2 separate regions of the Homo sapiens genome follow, and region 1 is linked to region 2. The links are chromatin contacts, found by Hi-C or POLR2A ChIA-PET in ENCODE. All regions are on one chromosome and are shown on one strand. Each heading gives the region's core, a stretch centred on a gene start or an enhancer-like site at or near the end of the contact. The rest is flanking DNA. Distances are from core to core; before and after follow the strand shown. Region 1 has its middle 40 kb from the start of DOCK9-DT. Region 2 overlaps STK24 (serine/threonine kinase 24).

Region 1 (2,957 bases), core at 199-2,698, 570 kb before region 2:
AGGCTGATGCTTCAAGATTAGGGCCAGGCGCAGTAGCTCCTGCCTGTAATCCCAGCACTTTGGGAGGCCGAGGTGGGTGGATCGCCTGAAGTCAGGAGTTCAAGACCGGCCTGGCTAACATGGTGAAACCCCGTCTCTACTAAAAATTAAAAAAAAAATTAGCTGGGCATAGTGGTGTGCACCTGTAGTCCCAGCTACTCAGGAGGCTGAGGCAGGAGAATGGCTTGAAGGTGGGAGGCAGAGGTTACAGAGAGCCAGGATGGCACCACTGCACTCCAGCCTAGGCGACTGGGCGAGACTCCGTCTCAAAAAAAAAAAAAAAAAAAGGATTAGAACCACTGATTCTCAGAAAAAGTTTGACTTTCATTATTTTCAGACAACACCTAAGGAGTGAAAATAAATGAGACTAAGAAGATGTTCTTAGGCCCCAGAATGTTTAAAAGTAGAAAGACAATTTCCTTATTCTAACCTGGGGACCCTGATGGTAACAGACGTGCTTATGTGCTGCGATGGCAGCTGATACTCCTCAGCCTGTGGTTCTCTGCCCCATCCAGAGAGAGCCTGAATCTATACACAGAAAAGGCTGTGTTTCTGAGGAAATAAAAAATATGTACTTTTAAAATTTTCTAAATAGGCCCTACTTCTAGGGTCAGCTGGCGTGTATTTCAATTAGCACATTATCTTGGGAAACTTTACCATGAGGAAAAGTTTACTCATAGGCTTGGCCATTTTTATTTATTTGACCCCCATGAATAGTCCAACATAGCCACCAAAAATTGCACAGATGTCAGTGGCTGTTTGGCCGTGTTTTAAATAAATATTTTGTCTTTTAATCATCAGAGATAGGAGATTAAACCTGGACTCGTCCAACTTTGGCTCTCTTCACGCTCATCCTTATGGGAGAGGAAGTGTCAAGATGGGCTTTCCTTTGGAGCATAACCTAAACAGGAACCTTTTAAAAACCTATCCAAAGCTACACTTTGTACCTTAAACGCAGGCATGAAGTATGAGACATTTCTGGTGATGTCTTCAGGAGGATTAAGAGGTCAGGAGTTAGATGTAAGAATGAAAGTAAAGTAAGTGATAGATCTAGGCAGAGAAAGATGTTGACATCTGAGCTTATACTCTGAATAAAACAGGTTTCCAGGCTGTGTGTGTTTATTTTACACCCATGCACTTACACACAGTATGTGATAACACAGCAGTGATTCACAGTGGCTCTTCAAGGCCCCTCATCTGTGAGTCCTGGACTTTCCTGTCAGGTGTGCCCCCTCATAACCAGGCATGTTCTATGAGGTGTTTACTGTCGAGACAAGTCCCACAAGTTGGGCAACCCTTTAAGTGCTGTTTTCCGGAGCGCAGCTAAGGAGGTTAGCATACTGGGCGCAAAATCCTTCCTCCTTTTGAAAACCTCAAAACCAACAAACTACTTCCTCTGTTAATCTCATGGGTGAGTGGCAAAGCCCAGGCCAAGCCCTTGGTTGTGCAATGTGTTATGGCCCTGGAGTTAAGGATCCTCCTACTCAAAGCAGGAGGGCATCATTCCAGCAAAACCTGTTGGTGTGCGTCCCACCTTCCAAGTGAAGATATGCCAGGTGGGAGGTCGCTCGGCTTGTTCTGCCCCGTGCTGAGCCTGGGCTCAGTGTTGGGACATACATTTCTGCCTTTTCTGTCGTTGCTTAAGATATTTCCTGGTTGTCTTGTGAATTCTAGACACAGTGATGCTGGTTTTTTTTTTTTTTTGAGACTGAGTCTCACTCTGTCACCCAGGCTGGAGTGCAGTGGCACAATCTCAGCTTACTGTAAGCTCCGCCTCCCGGGTTCACGCCATTCTCCTGCCTCAGTCTCCTGAGTAGCTGGGACTACAGGCACGTGCCATCAAACCCGGCTAATTTTTTTTTTTTTTTGTATTTTTAGTAGAGATGGGGATTCACCGTGTTAGCCAGAATAGTCTCAATCTCCTGACCTCATGATCCGCCCGCCTCAGCCTCTCAAAGTGCTGGGATTACAGGTGTGAGCCACCGCACCCGGCTGCTGTTTTTTTTGTTTTGTTTTGTTTTGTTTTTAAAAAGATGATTAAGCTGGTGAGGCATCTCTTTTTATATATGCATTTTTTGACAAAAATTCCGTATATTTAGGGTATACAACATGATGTTTTAAAATTGGAATGGTTCAATCAAGCTAAGTAACATGCAATACTTCACATACTTAACATTTTCTGTGGTGAGAACTCAGTTCTACTCTCAGCTATTTATTTACTGTAGTCACCATGTTTATACTGTATTCCCCCTAGCTAACTGAAATTTTGTATCTTTTTACCAACATCTCTCCAAACCCCACCCCCAGCCCCTGGTAACCACCATTCTACTCTCTACTTCTGTAAGTTTGACTTTTTTAGAGTCTACATCTAAGTGAGGTCATGTAGTATTAGCCTTTCTTTGCCTGGCTTACTTCATTTAACATGATGTCCTCTATGTTCATGTTGTTGCAGACGATTTCTTTCTCTTTTGCGCCTGAATGATATTTCATTGTGTATATACGGTATACACCATATTTTATTTATCCATTTATCCACTGATGGCCACTTAGGTTGATTCCATATCTTAGCTGTTGTGAATAGTGCGGCCATGAACATGGGAGTGCAGATATCGCTTTGACACAGCGATTTCATTTTCTTTGGGCAAGTACCCGGTAGTAGGATTGCTGGATCATATGCTAGTCCTATTTTTAATCTTTTAAGGAACCCCCATACTGTTTTCCACAGTGGCTTCACTAATTTACAGTCCCACAAACAGCATGCAGGGATTCCCTTTCCACCACATCCTCTTAGTGAGACATCTCTTGAAGAAGGTCTGTCGACTTGGGTACCACTGAATGGTTTGTGGGTGAATATGTCTATGGGCTGGAATTGTGGTGGGAGTTCCCCTCTGCTCTCAGTATGGTAAAATCCTGTCCTG
Region 2 (3,233 bases), core at 320-2,819:
TCCTCTTAGCGCCCTTTGGGAATGACAGCAGGCCGCTCTGCCGTTGCTTTTGGGAGACTTGGTAATGGAAGGGAGGTGGTTAAGTCCAGATCTAACCACAGGTATTGATCGTCGGCTTGGGCACAGACTTGGTGAAGGAGGAGATGGGAGATGGGACCCGACTCTAATGTGACTTTTTTTTTTTTTTTTTGAGACGGAATCTTGCTCTGTCACCCAGGCTGGAGTGCAATGGTGCGATCTTGGCTCATTGCAACCTCTGCCTCCTGGGTTCAAGCGATTCTCCTGCCTCAGCCTCCCAAGTAGCTGGGATTACAAGCATGTGCCATCATGCCCGGCTAATTTTTCTGTGTTTTTAGTAGAGATGGGGTTTCACCATGTTGGCCAGGCTGGTCTCGAACTCCCGACCTCAAGGTGATCCACCCGCCTCGGCCTCCCAAAGTGCTGGGATTACAGGCATGAGCCACCGCGCCTGGCCTCTAACATGACTTTGATCTTTGGTCGACTGGATTCTCCTGCACTCCAGCATTATGAACAAAAGCAAACACTCCGGCATCTCTATCCTCCTCCCCACTGTCCACCCAGGTGATGAGAAAAGTCTGTGTTCCTCATTTTGAAAATTAAAATTTCTACATTCTATGAACACTGAAAAATAGATGTGGAGAAAGCTGACTTAAGGCATAGTTTTCCTGATTGTGTTCTTTAGAATAGTAGTTTTGATATGCATTTCTTATAAATAAGACTTTTGTTCAGGTAACTGGGAAAAAACTACTTTCTGGGGAACAGAGTCTGTGGCGTAATGCCTTAGTCTGAGGTAACTTTTGGACAATATCTTAATTGGAATTTGGGACAATTTCTGGCAGGCGATGGAGATGGGCATTTTGACCTTCTCTGAGCATATGTGTGCGGTCAAACTAAAAGCGACAAGTGCATTCTCTGCACCTGGGTCCTGGGTGGAGAAGGCCAGGGGTGGCTGGATTCCAGGTGTGTCTGCTGCCAGGCAGGCCAGAGTCCCAGCGAGGCCAGTGTGTGAGGAGAGGCCACCTCTGAGAGTGGCCCTGACCCTGGGATTGCTGTGTAGACCAGGGCAGGCCTGCGAGCCAAGGCAGCACAGCTCACCCATGGGCCGGAAAGCAGGGCCAGGTATGAGTCAGGCTGTGGTTTCGGTGACAAGGGCTGTCTCGGTTGCCCCCACACTGCACCCCACAAGTACTTCCGGATGTGGAACAGGATGTGAAGGAGCTGAGGCACGCAAGGACTGTCGGGCTCTGTCCCAGAGATGTGCACGCCTGAGTCGGATGCTTCCTGTGGAGGAGCGCCCTAGTTTTCATCCCCTTTGGCTTAAAGCACATTTCTTATCTTTTTAAAACTAAGTGAAAGGCCCCAGATTGTATCTTCCTGTTGGCTAAAATGTGTGGGTGTGGGCTGTGAAGACATTCACTGTCAAGTCTGAAAACCAAGAATGGGGGACCATGATTTGGGGGAACCCTACCTGCATCGATTAGACATCTGCCCTCTGTCTGGCTCCGTTTCTGTGGTTCCGGGGAGCACTGGTGGCTTTGCTGCTGTCATCTGTGGAATTACTGTTTGTGACTGACTGCCCCACTCTGCAGGGGGCGGGGGGGGGCTTCCCGTCTGGTTTGAAGTGAGCCTTTGTTAGCCTGGTTTTCCTTTCCTTTTAAATGGAGATGTGGATACCTGACATTTCTTCCTTTCATCTGATATAGTTGTGGATATAAAGGAGTCAATAGGAACAATTATTTTGAGTTTCTGAGAATAAAAGCTTTCAGAGGTAATTATTATCTTAGGGATAATATAATAGTTATTATTATTATATAATATCTATTATATAACAAATCCCAAACTATTAGGATTTAAGCTCTTTCAGCTGCATTCCCCCAAGTTGGGGAGCTTTAACTGCAGATTTAAAAAATTCTAATACAAGGATATCCTCAGAGGCGCCTGGCTCCTAGGCCTTCTTTCCTGGGTGTTTTTGGGTACCAGGGGTGAGCCTTCTGGTAAGGGAACCACATATGTTAGGACAGATCCTGGCTGCTCTGTCTCTTGGCTGTTCGTTTCCTGGAGTGAAATCCCCAGCCTGTACCCCGCCCCTGCCATGGCCAGAGGGGCACCCTGAGGTCAGCTGCAGGCGCAGGCCGGGTCGTGGGCTTCCTCATTGGCTCAGCCTGCGCCCCGCCCCTGCCATGGCCAGGGGGTCGCCCTGTGGTCAGCTGCAGGCGCAGGCGGGGCTGCGGGCTTCCTCATTGGCTCCTCTTTGCTTCTCTGCTGGCTTGGCTTCATTGAGCAAAGCCATTTTCTCGGGCCCTTTGTTTTTTTAAGGGTCCCTCAGTGGACTGTAATTGTTAGGGCAAAATCATGTGTTTTAAGTGAAGAAGATTTCAGGTTTTAATTACCCTTGTCCATTAACATGGATAGTGTTTCTGTTTTATCTCAAACTTTTCATAAGATAATCATTTAAGTAACTTTAAGAATTTTTTTCTCTTCTTAGTTAGAACCTGGCCCATTAGATGAAACCCAGATCGCTACTATATTAAGAGAAATACTGAAAGGACTCGATTATCTCCATTCGGAGAAGAAAATCCACAGAGACATTAAAGGTAAGAGGACATCCGTTTTCATTCCTTTGAAATACTGAAGGTGGTGGTGGGGTTGCCCTGAAGACTTCTCAAGGGAAGGTGCTGGCGCCCATTTGTCCTGCACGTTTGCCTTGCCTGGGCTGGGCTGGCTTTGAGGGGGTCTGACAAAAAGTGTAGCCCCGGTGCCTGTGCTCGGTGGGTTCGCCACCCAGCCAGGGAGAAGACGCGCTTGTGGCAGTGCACGGAGTTGTAAGTCCGCACCGCCCAGGGCCGCCTTGGCTTTCTTTTGCAGCGGCCAACGTCCTGCTGTCTGAGCATGGCGAGGTGAAGCTGGCGGACTTTGGCGTGGCTGGCCAGCTGACAGACACCCAGATCAAAAGGAACACCTTCGTGGGCACCCCATTCTGGATGGCACCCGAGGTCATCAAACAGTCGGCCTATGACTCGAAGGTGAGGGGAGGGTGAGGGCGGCGCCGTGCCTCACGAGGCCTGGAGGGCTCCCGCCTTTTGTTCTTTAGCCTGGTAGCTTTTCTAAGTTGGAACGAAGCTGGTACCTTGAGGTAGGTCATAAAGGTAATTCTTCAACCTTGGTTATGAACAGTTTTCTCCTCTGTCTCCTGCTGTATCATTTAATACCCT

Evidence for each region. Hi-C counts contacts between places; a loop is a spot of excess contacts on that map. ChIA-PET counts read pairs that join two places held with the same protein, here RNA polymerase II (POLR2A). Pooled maps may share reads with other maps.
Region 1: a loop to region 2 is called in a pooled map, with 2.6 times the contacts of the local background. The contact joins two enhancer-like sites. A Hi-C loop is called at or near these places in 1 of 37 single-sample maps with no recorded cell type and 2 of 50 pooled maps. POLR2A ChIA-PET finds 5 or more read pairs at or near these places in 1 of 52 experiments (T-cell).

The regions. Positions count from the first base shown.
Region 1 is chr13:99,044,887-99,047,843 of GRCh38, reverse strand. It overlaps a transcript of DOCK9 not described here. Among named protein-coding and RNA genes, the nearest start is that of DOCK9-DT, 40 kb to the left of the region's middle. Within about 2 kb of position 1,448, at least 24 of the 41 ENCODE cell types and tissues checked have a DNase peak (open chromatin) inside an H3K27ac peak, as active enhancers do.
Region 2 is chr13:98,474,632-98,477,864 of GRCh38, reverse strand. STK24 (serine/threonine kinase 24) reads left to right here. Exons shown (of 11, transcript NM_001032296.4): 4 at 2,507-2,615; 5 at 2,887-3,044. Among named protein-coding and RNA genes, the nearest start is that of FARP1-AS1, 40 kb to the right of the region's middle. RefSeq lists enhancers at 336-630, 837-1,056, 1,207-1,356, 1,367-1,466, 508-1,707. Within about 2 kb of position 1,569, at least 31 of the 41 ENCODE cell types and tissues checked have a DNase peak (open chromatin) inside an H3K27ac peak, as active enhancers do.